2 separate regions of the Homo sapiens genome follow, and region 1 is linked to region 2. A link is a loop called in an ENCODE intact Hi-C map of the cell type or tissue named here. Cell type or tissue: heart right ventricle. All regions are shown on one strand.

The links. Peaks named below come from ENCODE experiments on the same cell type or tissue, not always from the same donor. Only the 100,000 strongest peaks of a DNase experiment are listed, where the experiment ranks them.
Region 1: a loop joins it to region 2, with 2.4 times the contacts of the local background. A loop is called at or near these places in 1 of 110 quality-filtered maps.

What each region holds. Positions count from the first base shown.
Region 1 is chr10:86,014,815-86,022,814 of GRCh38, reverse strand. The region is part of intron 4 of GRID1 (glutamate ionotropic receptor delta type subunit 1); the gene reads left to right. Among named protein-coding and RNA genes, the nearest start is that of MIR346, 250 kb to the left of the region's middle. In heart right ventricle, no CTCF peak of the experiment used is centred here; a DNase peak (open chromatin) is centred at 4,364.
Region 2 is chr10:85,789,293-85,797,292 of GRCh38, reverse strand. The region is part of intron 8 of GRID1 (glutamate ionotropic receptor delta type subunit 1); the gene reads left to right. Among named protein-coding and RNA genes, the nearest start is that of GRID1-AS2, 150 kb to the right of the region's middle. In heart right ventricle, a CTCF peak has its summit at 4,899 (motif pointing left); no DNase peak of the experiment used is centred here.

The DNA.
Region 1 (8,000 bases), 230 kb before region 2:
TCCAGAGTAGCTGGGCTTACAGGCGCCTGCCACCATGCCTGGCTAATTTTTGTATTTTTAGTAGAGATGAGGTTTCACCATGTTGGCCAGGCTGGTCTCGAACTCCTGACCTTGGGTGATCTACCCTCCTCGGCCTCCCAAAGTGCTTGGATTACAGGTGTGAGCCACTGCACCTGGCCAAAAAAGGAATTTTTGACACCATCCATTCCCCAGTAGATTAGTGGCCTTGAGCTAGCCTCTCACAGAGACCTCGGGGAAAAAAAAGAGCGTCAGAACTGCCCTGTGTTTTTTTTTCATCCTTTAACTGACTTTGGGGTTTGGGGCTAATGACCCTTATGGGCAGGAGGCAGCATGGCTGACCAGGGGACCTCCCTGGCCTCACCCTGTGGCCCTGCACTGTCCTACGCAGGAGCCACCAGACACAGGTGGCCATTGAGGGCTTAAAATGGGGCCGGTGCTACTGAGCACCTAAATTTTAATAATATGGAATTGAAATTAGTTTAAATTTAAAAACTGACACTTGATTCAAGTATTAGAAAAAATTTTAAGTATGTTTGGAACAACTTGATTATGTGACTCTTCTAAAGATACATTTTATAAAATATAAAATCAGATCAAGTATTTCTGATGAAAATTTAGCGTTTAGATTAAGATATGCTGTAAATGTACAATACACACTGGTTTAGAAGACTGTATGAATGTAAAGTGTCTTATTAATAGTTTTTATATTGATTACATGTTGAAATGATAATATTTTAGACATATTGGGCTAAGTAAAATGTGGTATTAATCGGTTTCTTTTTACCCTTTTATAGTGGATGCTAGACAATTTTAAATTGAATATGCAGCTTGCATTCTACTTCTTTTAGATGCGGCTGCTCTAGACAGCCCGGGACCCAGGCTGCAGCTCACCCTCAGCTGACTAAGAGCTAGTAAGCCCTTTGCAGACACACCTGAGGGTGAAGCTCTCCAAATCTTCTGGGGAGGGTCTAGCGTAGCCTGTGGTCTGAGAAGCCGATGGCTCCAGGGTTCACTTACAGAATATACTACGCAGGTGAATGGGAAAATTTTGCAGGTTTAAACCAGACATCAACCTGAATATAAACTATGGACCTGGGGTGAAAATGATGTGTCAGTGTAGGCTCATCAGTTGTAACAAACATGGTACTGAGGCATGGGATGGTAATAATGTGGAGATCATGCATGTGTGGGGGCTGAGGGGATATAGAAATCTTTGTCTTTTCTGTTTAGTTTTGCTGTGGACCTAATACTGCTTTTAAAAATGAAGTCCTTTTAAAAAACAAAAAGCCTCAAGCAGAAGAAAAGAGTAAGAAAAACAATTAATGAAACAAACAAACAAAAACCCTAAACAGACATCTCAGGGTGTCATCAATATCTTTTTCTGGGGGAAAGAAATCTGTTCAATTAATCCCTACTCATCAGGGGCGGTGTCTGCTGATCAGATCAGATCACAGCATTGTTGAGCACATTATAGTATTATAATAAAAGGCTCAGCTGGAGGGAGGAGACACCTGTTCGCCAAGGAGTCTCTCCTGAGATTCTTACCAGGAAACCCAGAGAAGCCCAGATAGGGAGTTAATGCCTTTTAAAAATTTGCTTGGCTTCCATTTGGGAGATTAAGGCCTTAAATCACACCTGCAATTGCAAGTGGATTCCTCCCAAGCTTTGATGATGGTCTTTGCATTGTAGAGTGGCTCTCAGACACTTTTATCGTCCTCCCAGGCAGGCAGGCAGGCAGGCAGGCAGGTCAGGTTGAATTAACCACATATGAGAATCAGAAAAGACAAAAACGCCTTGCAAAGTGGTCTCCAAGAGTTCTGGGGGGCTGCTAATATTCTGTTTTCTCATCTCTGTGTGTTCATTTATGAAAATTCACTAGTCTTAGGGTTTTTGTACTTTTCTATATGTCTATTATAACTTCAGTAAACATAGTTTAACAAAAGGCTCCAGAGTCAGCTGTCACTGTCATCAAACCCACAAGGAACCAGGAAGATGCTGCTCCCAGAAGGGCTTCCCTTCTCCCCAGGGAGGCCTTATCCTGTGGGGCCTGCCTGTCCTGTGGGCTTTGGATGCTGGAGGCCTGTAGTGCTGGCTGACCTCAGATGATGCTTTAGGATTTTGCAAATGGTAGAAATGGAGCTAATGATGAATTACAAGGCACTTTCCACTCTCCCCACTCCATCTGTTACTTCCTCTGACCTACAGTCACCTCCACACTCTTGACTCCATTTTAATAGGCAGGAAATTGAGGCTTAGAGAAGCCAAGGTCACTGAGCAAATAAGCAGTAAAGGTTGGAACTCAGTTCAGCCTGATTCCCCTGAGCCCACAGGCTGTGCTGGGGCTGTGCCCATATGCACACAAGGGCCCACAGGCTGGAGCTGCATGGGCGAGTGTCGACTCCTGCACATCCAGCATGGATGGCTCAGTCGGTCAGCGCCAGGAACCATCCTGTCAGTCACACAGAATCTAGGCAGCCGGCTCTGCTTCTGCTCCTCTCCTGTGCCAGGCTCCATCCTTGCTCCTGCCTGGCACTTTGCAAATGTGTGAAGGTCCCACTCTGTTATCTAAAGGAAACTGATTTTTCCCTCACATTGGAACAAGTTTGCTCATAAGTGGATGTGCACTGTCTCACCTTGGCCAGGGCACTGCCAGCCCTCTGAGGGGAGTGTGCAGAATGCTAAACGTGCTTGTTGACATTACACCTGAGACATGTTTGTGTTATAAATGGGTACAAATTGAATTTGGCTTAGGTGATATATGACGTCTGTCATGGTTTTCCCCATGGTAAGTCAGTTAGAGGAGAGCTAATTTATTTCAGATTGGGCATTCCAAGCTTTCATTGTGCCTAGCATGGCCATATTTCCCTCTGCAATCACTAGGATGAAGCTGGCAATGTACCAGGGCTGCCAGTGAGCTGGCTGCTGCCATCAGTGTGCTCCTCGAACCACCCTGGCCCTGGGTATACATGCTGAGGATGCCTCGTGGCCTTGGCCAAATAGATTTTTGCCTTCTTTTGGCCCATGAAGACCTGGCTTGGAGCCAGACCTCTGTTTGAATCCTGACCTGCCACTATTAGCTATCACACTAGCTGTGTGGCTCAAAGCAAGTCACACACCTTCTCTGAACCTCAGCTTCTTAATCTGTGAAAGACAGAGATGCCAACTTCCACCCAGTGGAGTTCTGGGAGGATTAAATGGACAATCTGCAAAGGGCCTAGCATGCATGTGAATTGCTTTTCCTCAACTGTGAATTGAGAACACAGATTCCACCTGTGTTCCTGGCTGGCCAGGGTGTGGTTGGAATGGAGGGGGGTCATGGGCAGGAAAGGGGAAATGCCCCATGCCCCGAAGCCCTCCAGTCCCCAGGAGCCCTCTCCCTGATGGGGGCACTATGGACATCCTGATGAGAGCAGGTGGCTGAGGCATTATGCGGTTTGTAGAGAGGTTCCCAGGGGAGCACCACCATACCAAGGGGGCACATGCCTGTGCAGAGCACAGCTGGGGTGGAGGGGGCAGCTGTGTGAGGACAAGCATTGTCAGCGCTGGGGATGCGGGTGTGCAGGGGTCCATAGGCCCTTCTGTGGTGCAGATGCCAAACTGGTCTGGTTGTGTTTCTGAGTGGGCTTTGAGGCAGCTGCTAGGCCTCTAGTTCAAGCTGCCTATCTCTTTTCCTCTGTACTTTTATAGGAGAGGGAAGGCTTCACCTTGATCAAAGGCACCATCTTGTCCTATAAGAGGCACTGGGTCCTGGGTTGTAAGCACAGTCCAGAATCCAGTGTTAGGTGTCCTGACTGTGCCTTCTGATTTGGAGCTGCAAACTCCTCAGCCCACATTGTCAGTATCTTTTGGAGAAGGCCCATCATGGATGGAATTTGCATCCTCTCTTGAAGTTACCCAAGTGCAGAAAAATATTTGGTTGCATCATGAGAAAAAAGAAGACAATATTGTATGGGTGGTGTTAAAACCCTGAGTCTGTGGTAACTGTTGAAACACATGGCAGCCTCCTGCCACACAGCCTTTGGTGGGGCAGGGAGATGGAGCTGGAAGGCGGGGCTGATCCTCTCAACCACAGGCCAGAGCTCCCCGAGCAGCAAGTCTTTGTCTGTGGCCCCAGCATTCTGGCTGGCTGTTTAGGGCTGGTAGTCTCCAGAGGCACTCACAGGAGGTTTGGAAGAAACAGCTCTGGAAGGCGTGGGCACCTGCAGTCACGTGCATGTAACAAAGCCAGCTGTTTGCTCTTGGCCTCGGAGCTGCAATCAAGAACCTAGGACTTGTTGGAGTGAGAGACAGGTTGTCATGCTGTGTGAGAACACTGCATGTGTAACTCGAGTTCCCCCAGACATTTTGGCATGGGCTGCCGTCTGTCTTGTAGCATTTGCTACATAAGCCTGTCTTATCTCCCCTGACAGGGTTATGGGAGGCCAGAGAGCCAGTCTGCTTTCCTCACACCTGCTACAGGCACTTACAGAATTCTGACCAAGCTGGGCAATTTTGGTGTGTTTCAGGGAGAGCTTTCTGATGCCAGGGTTTGGTTGTGGCTCATGGCATGAAGGAGCTCATCAGAAGTCTGTGTGCTCATGAAGGAGCTCATCAGAAGGCTGCGGTGCATGGCCCAGGGCCGGATCACCCCTCCACTGGAACAGAGGCGAGCAGACTGCCCTGTTGGATGTGAACTGTTGCTCCATATCGTTCTCTTTTTCCTAGAGCTGTGGGACAAGTACAGCACCTTGCAGCTGGGTGTGAAGTGCCTGGGAGAGTGGGTGTGAAGTGCCTGGGAGAGTCTGTGTGAGGAGGAGGGACGTGGCACAGGAAATCTGCGGTGAGGCAGCTGTAGCACTGAGTCTGGGCATGGTCTGTTGGGCTCAGAGATGGGGCAAGTGCCTCCACACACGTGAGCACTAAGGGATAGGCCAACCTCCTCTCTTTCCCTCCTTTGCAAGGCCCAGGCTGGACCTGCATCCTCTCCCAAATCTTCCTTCTCTTTCCTACTTGGAATCCCCACACCTGCTTTTCTACCTGCAACATGCTCAGAACTACTAATCATTCACAATCATCAGGGAGAGCTACTTTGATTCACACAAATAACTCAAGGGTGGAAGGACACTTGTGTTGTCAGCTGGATACTGTGGCCCTCTGGATTGAATGTCTGCCAGCCATACCTGCCCCTTGTCCTGGAGACACCAGGGCCAATACAGCCAAATGGGCTATGACATTGAACCATGACCCAGTTGTGCCTGCTCAAGGGTTTTGGGGAAGGTGGCTGGAGAACCCCTGCTTCTGCAAATAAGGCTGGAGCAACAGGCAGCCTGGTGCGTAGTTCTGTCTCCGCATGCTGATGGCTGCAATTCTGTAGCAAAAGTCAGCACTTACTGGGGTGGGGTCAGTGCTTACTAAAATATAACATGAGACCCTGTAGTCCAGCCTTCTTTGACAATTCAAATTCTGAGCACTTGCTGTGTGCCTGGTCACACTGCCCAGAGAAGCAGAGAAAGAAGATGGAGAATAAGGACAGGTTATACATGTCTCTTGATACTTACCCATGTGCCCGGAATTCTATTTTCAGTTGTTATTCCCATAGGTAAAATGAGGGAATTGAACCTTGGAGAGATTTGAGTTATTGTCTCAAACAAATGTTTTATCACACATAGCAAGTAAGTGGTTGGGGTCAAATTGGAAACCAGGAATACTTAGCAGCAGGTCCAATACTTTGTGTCTGTAACCTTTGATCTCTGTAGTTACATGTGTGTAACTTCTTCCTGGGATTTCAGACTATTTCTGCTTCAGGGCCTAGCAGATGATTGGCACACAACAGCACTCAGTAAAAGTTCATTGAACGAATGACTTAGGCCATGCTAGACTCAAGACCAATGCCTCCTCTTATCAGAGCACCCTCATTCTGTGGATGCTGAGTGTGAGAGATAATACCCCTGACTCTAAAGTCCAGGGTCCCTCAACCATGTGGTTCTGGCCACCCAGCTGCTCACCATTTGCGGGGAGATGGAATAATACACATAAAAGAGGGTGCTGGGTTTAGAAATGGGAGGCAGAGATCTGAGAGAGCAATTGTGGTATAAGACTATTTTTTAGAGCCATTGAAAATAAAATATCACAGAAGCAGGAAAGATGTGAAATGGAGAAAAGAAAGACTAAGTTCCTTCATTCATTGTATATTCCACTAATATTTATGGAGGACTACTTTGTGCTAGACGCTGTTCTCGGCTGCTGGGGGATAGGAGTGAAGAAGACAGAAAAAGTCTACCCAATTTAGAGAGAATTCATAGAAATTAACTCTTACTCATAACTCTCACTTACATGGTTACACATGAAGAAGGCTTGCTTCACTTGATTCCTTAGCAAACATTTGCCGCCCTACACTCTAGGGATTCAGAAAGAGAGATTGCTGCTACTCTTATAAGAGATGGTGCTCTTACCATCCTGGCTAACACGGTGAAACCCCGTCTCTACTAAAAATACAAAAAATTAGCCAGGCGTGGTGGTGGGCACCTGTAGTCCCAGATACTTGGGAGGCTGAGGCAGGAGAATGGCAAGAACCCAGGAGGCAGAGCTTGCAGTGAACTGAGATCGCGCCACTGCACTCCAGCCTGGGCAACAGAGCGAGACTCTGTTTCAAAAAAAAAAAAAAAAAAGATGGTGCTCTTTGGGGTCAGTCTGACTATTTAACTCAGCCTCTTGTTTACTTCCTACCACTCTTCTGAGACTTTGGTCCCTGGATAACTGTCTTCCTCACCAGCCCAAGTCCAGACATAATGCTCGGTAACTTCCCTGTCTATGTGGCAACCCCTCAACACATTTCCTTGACCTCCTGATTTCCAGTGACCCACTCCTCCACTGTCCCTCAGCTTCCTACTTCCACAGCCCCATCATGGTCCTTAGCATCATCTGAAATGACTCCAGCTCCTGCTTTCTGGCCACATCTGTAATAATATCTGTAATAATTTCCCCTGCCTCACCTTCTGTACTGTCAGGTTCAGATTGCAACGATGAAGTCCGCTCCCACTAACTTAATCAGCTAAAATGACGGATTGTTAAGACACTAGGCAGGTCACAGAGTCAATGGGAAGTCCAGAGAACAAGATTAAGAAAATGAGCAGCAACCAAGGGAGTCTGGGCCCCAGAGCAGTTGGATCCCCTCAGCCACAGTAGGGCTGAGCAGTAGGGCTGTTGCTGAACGTGGCTGCCACTTCCACTCGCCCTGCCACTTCCTCCACAGCTGGACATTGGCTTGCACTAGCATGGTGTCAATATTCTCTTAGAGTGCTTGCATTTTTGTATCAGTTTTCATCATATTTAGAAAGTTGGGTAAGATTATCCTGTTTCCACCTTTTGCCATAGCTGCCAGAGCATTGGGAGAGAAAATATCTAACCCCATTAAGCATCTTTGGTAGGAGGAATGAGCTTTCTAAGAAGACTAAAGCTGTGGTTGAGTTTCTAACCAACTGAAAGGGAGTTTGGTGGCTGGAAAGCCAAAGGAAAGCCAAATGTTCACGACATTATTCCTTTTTGGCTGACTGACACCCGTGTGCGTTTCTTCAACCCATATTTTTGAGCACCTGCTATGGAACTGGCACAGTTCTAGGGGCTGAGGCAGTGAACCAAATATAAAATTCTCTGCTCAGATGAGACTTTGAGGAGATGGACAATAAACAGGATGAATAGGTATATGGTATGTTATGATAAGTGCCACACAACATTACAGGAAAAGGAGCTGTAACATGTTGAGAGGGACTCAATGTTAAATATGGTGGTAAGAGGAAGCTTACTGGGAAGTGGGCATTTGAGCGAAAACTTTATAAAAGGTGAAGAAACAAAGTATCTGAATAACTCAAGAAAGGGTGCTCCTGGCAGAGAGGACAGTAAACATAAAGACCTTAAGTGAGGGCTTGAGTAGATGTGGGGGCTTACATGGAAATGGGGCTCGAATAGAATGTCCTCCAATCAGATAAGAGGCCAGCGTGGCC
Region 2 (8,000 bases):
CATGTAACAAACCTGCACACATACCCCATATATCTAAAAATAAAAGTTGAAATTAAAAAAAAAGGAAATTTGAAATTTTGATTTAAATTATCCAGTGTTTTGAGGTTTTTTAAAAAACTCTTTTTCAATAATAAGAAATTTAACAGCTTCATACCATATCATCCTGCTATTCTCTTTCATTCCCATTTTGGTTTCTTATATATACACTTTATCCTTTCCATTTGGGAGTGCTCTTAGCCTTTTAAAAGACAAAATAAAATTTTCCAGGTATTTTATCACTCCTACTTCATGTATCTCCTGCAGCATTTGTTAGGTTTGTTTCTTTTCTTATTTGGATACTTTATCACAAAGTCTTTCTAAAATGGGTCATTGTTAGACAAAACCAATGAAGCCTTCCTTGTATGTCTGAAAATATTTTTATGACGTTTGAAAGGCAATTTGTCTGGATATAAAATTTCAGATTTAATGTTCTTTTACTTAAAATGCCTTAAAATACCTTACTCCATTGTCTTATTGAAACTAATGCTTCTGTTGCTCTTGAAAAGTCTGATGTCAAATTGTTCTGAAAGGTTATTTGCTCTTTTTTTTTTTTGAGTTAGATCATTTTAACTATGAGCTTAAATTATTTCAGTGTTCAAAGTCATTGCTTTTCTACCATGATTTGCCCATCTAGATCTCTTAATTTTCAGAGTGGCTAGATTATATATTCACGCTGTTTTTCCAAGCAAGCCACTTTTGATTATTTCTGAGCCTTTTATATCTTGCAATGGGCTTCTTAGTCCGGAATGCACTTCTTGTGGCATTACATAAGTTGGAGACATTTACTCCTTTCTGTTGTTGTTTCTAGGGTATAAAATGGAAGGTCTGAAATAAAGCAGATTTTTAGTTAATACCATTTTTTCTCTGTAAGAATTTGTTATAGTATGTATTCTTTGTCCAATTAATATTTTAATCACAATATGTCTAGGTTTATTTTAAGAACTTTGTTTAGAGTGTGATAAGTCCCTTTGGCTTACAGTTGATTATTTTGAAATTCAAAAGTATTTCTCCAATGGTGTCTTCTTTGAGCCTGTCAAAGTTTTGTGGGTTTTCTGGTTTGTGCATTAGTTTTCCCAGAATTATCTGTGATTCCAGCTTTGATCTTTATTCTCTATTCTCTCCACACCATTCCCCTTGTCCTTGTCATTGCTATCTCTGACCATTCCTTTCACATTGTCAGGAAGAGAAGGCTTCCCATGACTGATCCAGTCTTTTCTTCGTCAATTCCAATGCTGGGATTAGAGGTTTGGTTTTGTTTGCAACCCTCCCTTAACTCCCCAGCTCCCCTTTTAAGCTCAGCTTGTCATTTTTTCTGTCTCTTCCTGTGACTCTCCATCTCAGTCTGTTTTCTTCCTTCAGTTCTTCATAACAGTTTCATTATAAACATGTCCTCTGAATCATTTGGAAGATGTTGTTTACTGTTGTGTGCATTGTTCTACCCATGGTCACTTTCTCTAGATTGCTCAGCAAGCAACTGCAAGCCCTGCTGTAAGATGTTGAGATTCTTTGTAATCTGTCTTGGCCAAATGTGCTTTGCTGGTGGGCATTATGGGTGCCAGGATTCGACGTGCCGTTGCCTGTCTCCTTTCTCCTCCACTTCCTGTTTTCTGTCTTCCTGTTTCCTGGTAATTGTTTTCCCTAAATTAATTTAGAGCATTTTCTGAAAATATGTTTCAGGGAACACTAGTTCTTCAGGATGTGTATAGATGATAAATGAAAAATAAAAATGCCTTGTATTCAAGTGCATTTAAGAAATATTGAATTAAACAAAATCATTACAGGATTGTTTACTAAATGGCTTCTGAGAGCCTTTGATGACTGTGGCTTTTTGAGATAGGACTAGATGAAGCTCTCTGAGGTGCGTCTTGTAAGACTGACATGCTGCAGAACACCTTTTAGAATCTTTTGCTGTCATATGTTTGGGGAGATGCAGAAAATGGTCTGGCTGCCCCAGGAACAGGAAGCACACAGTAGAGGAATTGCTATGTACTATTCAATTTGACATAAACCTTGGGCCTCCAATTTCAAGAACAAGCAAAGAAGGAATGAATGATGTTAGAATATCCTTCTGTGGTGATTCAGAGTGGCGAGGCTGTCCTGTCTTTTGAACAAAAGCATAGGTAGTCCAGTGATTATATTTCTCGATCCATATCCATCTACCTATATTCAAGGGAAATTCCTAATATTTACAGTGGGATGACTGTCAGTATTGTCTTCATCTTTTTTCTATATTTTCATCATTTCTGTGTCTTTATAAATATTTAGTTAGAAGTTGGGGGAGAATGTGTCATCTGCCATTTTCAACTGGAGACCTATGTAAATAGTGCAAGAGGTTGGTAAGTAATCCACCTTGAATTTGCTGTGTCTTTCAGGCAGGAAAAGCAATCACTTGGCAGTATGTCAGCTTCACACTTCTACATCAGTGTTTGACCTCAAGGGCATGGCTATACTGTCTTATGATTACAGGAGGCAAATGCAGGGTCTTATCTCCACATCAGCTGCCTTTACATCACTTGGGTCTATTAGCACCCAGTGGTAAATACTACTGGCTGCACCGCAGGCACTGGCTTAGAAGTAAAACTTTGAATTTGCCATTGCCATTACTTAACCCCCATCAAAGGTAGATTGAGAGAAACAACACTTTTAGTAGATTACCTGACAGCTATTCAATCTGTCAATCCTTTGGACACTAACGTTTATAATCAGCAAGATTCTTCCAGTGGAGAATTGCTTTCCTCTGTGAAGATCCATTTAATCAAATATTTTTGGTGTGATGTCACTGGCTTTCATTCAAGAGCATGATTAGAAACACACTTATAAAATTCATTATTGACTTTATTGTGAACATGATCCTGAAAACATTCACTGCCTGACACACATTTTCTCTTTAGCACCGATGCTCTGAGATTCAATCTCAGGGACGGAAATAGCTGTGCTTGTTTTTGTCCTATGTTATAAATCATATAAATGATTAGGTTACTGATCATATTAAGCAGCTAAAATGATGGATAACAGAGTTGATATTTAAATCATTATGGCAGGCTGGGTAGAGGCTAACCAAATAACCTCAGCAGTGGAAAATCTACAGCCTTCATTTGGGTAAAAACAATCCATTGAAACACCTGTTCTGACAGAGAGATTAATTCAGCATTTCCAAAAGTGTGCTCGGAGATGCTGTCCTTCAAGGAGATGCTTCTTGAAGGAAAGACCCCGGAGAGAACTAAGTATGGGAAATGCTGCATGTTAAATCTATCTTATCATGATTCACAATACACATTAGCATATTAAAAGTCTGTAGTAAAGAAATCTGTTTAATTCTGTTGTTTCCAGTTTTTCTTCCTAAATTCATTTAATGCAGGGCTTTTGTTCTTGTTGTCATTCCTGGTAGGACCCAGGACTATCCCAGGAATGCTCTGCAGAGTTCATTTTAGAAAATGCCAGGTTAAATCATTCAACCTAAGACCAGTGAGTTTTCCTTCCCACTGTTGATTGATTCTCACTATAATAATGCTTTTATTTTTTCATATAGTTTTCATTACCTTTACCATGGTAGTAATAGCTATCATTTGTGGAGTATTTTGTATGTGCCGTACCTTGTAAATGTTACTATCAGTGAGCGTAGCAGAGATGCCAAATGGTGAAGCCCTGCAGAGACCATCAGACCCTGAAGAGGCTGGAAAACTCACATGATAGCTGTTGGTCCAAGGGCAGAACTGGATTCCTCCAGTCATGTCTTTCCTGACCTTCTTCCAGGCCTGGGCTGGGTTATGCAGATAAAGTTATGAGTAAGAAATATGGTCTTTGTCTCCAAGAGCTTAAAATTGAGATCACTGACAGACAATGCATGTAAGAGGAGCTGGGTAAGAGACTCCAGAAGAGAAAGTGATTGCTTAGTGGAGGTTCAAGTGCAGCTTGATTGCGGAGAGCACACCTGTGCTGCTGGATGGACAGCAGCTGCTAGGTGGGGGCAGGCTAAGGATCCAGCAGAAGATGCACCAGCAGAGTCCCTGCAGGATGCCACTCAAGGAGTGCACATGGAAGTGCCAGGAGTTGCTTCTGGTTGAGGCAGTGGATTTCGCATGGCTGGATCATGGAACCCTTTGGGAGAGGAAGATGGAAATTGGACGTGGAAAGGCTTCAAAGCCCATCGAGAGTGTTGAGCTCCAGAAAGGAGGCATGCCTGCACTCTGGAGCTAATATGTGGCACTTGCCAGAAGTTGTATCATGAAAAAGCTAAGGGAGGGATGGGACAAGGGTGTGGCAGAGCCCTGAAGCAGGTACTGATGACATCGGAGTAGGCATCTGACTTAATCTGAAATGTTTCATGCCTTCCTCACTGCCATCATTGTGACAGGCAAGTGCTCCTGCTGACACTTCTCTGTCTGCTCTGCTGGCCCACCTTCTCAGAGCCCTGTAAGTACTCTGACGGGAACTCAGAATAAGGGTCATTGTGGCCTACTCCCTGCAGGACTCTGGGTGTCATTTCCATCATTCCACTGGGATACCAGGAGGAAGAGGCTTCGAGCTTGAGAGGAAGAACACAGCTTCCTGAGAGGTCTGGAGTGGCCCTGCCTTTGAACCTGCCCCATGGATCTGGGTGCTTGGACAGAGCTGCAGCAGTCACTTCATTTAGCCAGCATTGTGAGGAGTGGAAAGAGAGAGACCAGGATCCTGAGGCCTTCGGCACCTCTCAGCTCAGATCTCAAGCTGGATTCCTCCAGAGTCATAAACCCTATATCCTGCCAGAGAACAAATCATTCCAGCAAGAAAGAGGATTCTGGCTTCCAGTGTCTGATGACTTATGAAGTGCAGCCAAGAGTGAAAATCATTTTAAAAATATTGAAAGGCACCTCGCCAGGGCTCCCTCCACTGGTGGAAATATGAATACAGGATTTATTTGAGGCCCCAAGTGCTGTGGCATCATCCAGAGATGGGGACAACACTGTCTGCATTTTAGAGCTGACAGCTACAACTTGTTTCTTCCTGCTGCTGTGGCTGCGACTGCTGCCACCGTCAGGAGCTTCGAGCATCAGGGCGGATCTCTGGTGGCACTGGCAGTTGAGGCATAATCCTTCAATGGTGTAGATGATGGTTTCAGGGAGGCTGAGGTCCCAGGCCTGTGGCAGGAGGATTTGGGGAAAGCCATGCTCTGTGGTTTGGCCAGCTTGGGTAGATAACTTAAGTTATGCACTAGCTCATGAATACACTTAGGCTTCCAGAACCTAAGGTGAGGACACTCTTTTGGACTGGCTCCCTGGCCTCCTGCCTGGGGGCCCCAGGGACTCAGCTGCTTCTCTTATTTCTGACACTGCATCTTCCCCATTGGACCACAGCCCAGCCCTCTCCCTATGCCCCCTGCACAAAAGCCCAGGGTCCCCTGGCTTTGTCTCTTCCCTAAGCTGAACTATTTGCTTTTCATCTCTGTCTGTTGTTTTATAATCTCTTCTTTGAACTCTTGTATCTCTTCTTAGATTTCTTTTTCCTTCAAGAGACCATGTTCTCTGTAACTTTTTTGAGACTGGGGAGAATATTTGCCTGAACTATTAATCTTTTTTCCCCTAAGAGATAATTCCTTGTGATCGATTGTTACATTTTCTTTATCTGCTTTTCTCCCCATGCTGGCTTCTCCCTCCCTTACTCATGATTTGGGGACATTCTGTTCATATATATATTGTCACTTTCTTTCTGGTTATCATTCACCTTCAAAGAGAGCTGGCTCCCTGTTTCAGAAAGTGTAGGGAGGGACTGGGGACCAGGGTCAGGAGCTTGCTGGGGCCGTCCTTGGCTTCTGTGAGAATTGGTGAGTTCTCTCTTTCCAAGTTTTTGATTCACTTTGTCCTGGATGTGTATCTCTCCATAATTTTCAGGATTCAAAATGGAAGGGAACTTTCAGAAAATTCTTCTAAGATCTGCATTGCGCCAGTCAGGGTTTTGGCCTCTGCCTTCAGGTCCTGTGCTCCATCTCGCCATGGGGCATCTTTCATGGCCTGGGTGTGGCTGGAAACCACAACACAGTTTCTGCCTTGCTTGGCCTCCTGTTGGATTTGGGGGCCAACCTGGACTCAGTCACGTCGTCTGTGGGCTCCCTGAAATGCTCTTATCTGAGGACATCTGTGTTCTGCTCGGACCTGAGCTGCCAGGTGGGTATCGATATTGGGTGTCACTGCCTGTCTGGTGTGCTTCTGTCACCATGGGTGGCCATCGCTAGGGATGAAGTCACTCGTTGTCTCTGGGAAAGGCAGGATTAGAAGGGGAGTAGATAACCATGGAGGCAGTAGAGTGTGTTGCCCCCAGGCCCTCAGGAAGGCTAGAACCAAATCCCAGCAAGTTTCTCTACTCTGCTCAGAGAGAGCGGGGCTGTGCCTGGTCTCTAAAGAGCAGAGGAGCTGGGGAGAGAGGGTCCTGTGCAGCCAGGACAAGGGCTTGGTCAAGGCACTTGAGAGGTTGTGAGGAGCGGGTGGTTGAGAAGCCGGGTGGCCCTGCACAGTCAGCCACTGCTGTTCTCTGTCTCAGATGCCCAATCATAGAGCAGGGAGGTGACCATTCTCATATGCACCTGACCCAGACAGAAGGCGAGGGGACCAAGGGCCTGGCTGCTCCCTGCCAGGAGGCTCCTGGTCTGACTCAGGACAGGGCCTGCCCCAAACCTAGTGACCCCAGCATCCCCTGGTGCCCCATACTGACATGGCCTGAACTCCACACCCTTCCCCCCACTCCCTCTGCCCAGACAGGACCTTCCTTTGATAGAAACATCCTTTTGCCCCACTCTGAATCTCCTTCATCATCTGCCTGTCCTGCAGTCTCCTCACAGATGCAGACCTTGTTTGTTTCTTTCCAGTTTCCCTTTCCCAAGGCCTGAAATGGCCTCTGGGTGTGGAGCCAGGTCCCCTGAGGACAATTGCCTAGTGACAAACTGCTGGGGCTTGGCAGCCTCTGTGTCATCTCATTTAATCATTCTCTTGTTCCGTCTATATTTATTGAGTTCCTGGTATCTGCCAGTCATGGATTCAGGTGCTGGGGAATGACAGGGGACGAAGGGAAACACAGCCTTGTCCTCCCACATCTGGGGCTGGCCCTCACCCGCTTTGGTGGACAGGCTCAGTCATGCTGGAGCGCTGTGATAGGAGAGGTGGGTGGACCCAGGAACATGCAGCAGTGGTCCCAGCCTGGCTGGAGGAGGATGAATTGCCCACTGGGAAAAGCTTCCAGACAAAGTAAATCTAAGCTGAGGCCAGAGGCAGAGTCAGGAAAAGGGAGAGGGCTCTCCGGAGATGGAAGAGCAGGTGTGGATGCCAAGAGCCATGAGGGCGGGTGCTGCCACTGCAGAACTTGGGGCTCTTCAGCCTGGGGGAAGCCAGAGGGTCCCAGGGCCTGATCACTCAGACTTGCAAACTGCACTTGTGTTTGGACTGTAGGTTTGCATTGAATGAGATCACAGTGCCACAGTGTGGGGATGTTCAGGACCCACCCCCTGCTCTTGGCCTCTGCTACCCTGACTGTGAGGCCCCTAAATCTCCTGGGTTCCTGGGGGATTGTCCCATCCATGGGCAGTTCTGAAGCCAGCCTGGTTCCTTCCTCTCAGCTGTGAAACCTGAAAGTGTTTGCTGCTTTAATTGTGGCAAAGGAATTCATAAAGCTACAGCTGAAAGGGCATCCTCTGAAGCCTGCCTGTGTCACCAGAGGGGCTGTTTAATAATAGGAAGCATACTTGGATCTGGGCACTGCACAGGGAGCTTTGAGACCCATTTTCACCCTAAGAGGTGGTCTTTCTTCCAAGCTGCCATGTTCTATAAATTCAAGCTGAGACCCAGGGAGAGAGACACCTCTATATTATCCATGATTCTCCTGGATAGTGCTGCCCAGTCTGGAGTGCTCACAGGTCCTCTCCACACTGCGGCTGCTCTGGCATCTTCCCCAGGGCCCTCTGGGTGGGCACCAGCCTGCACACGGATGGCGGTACT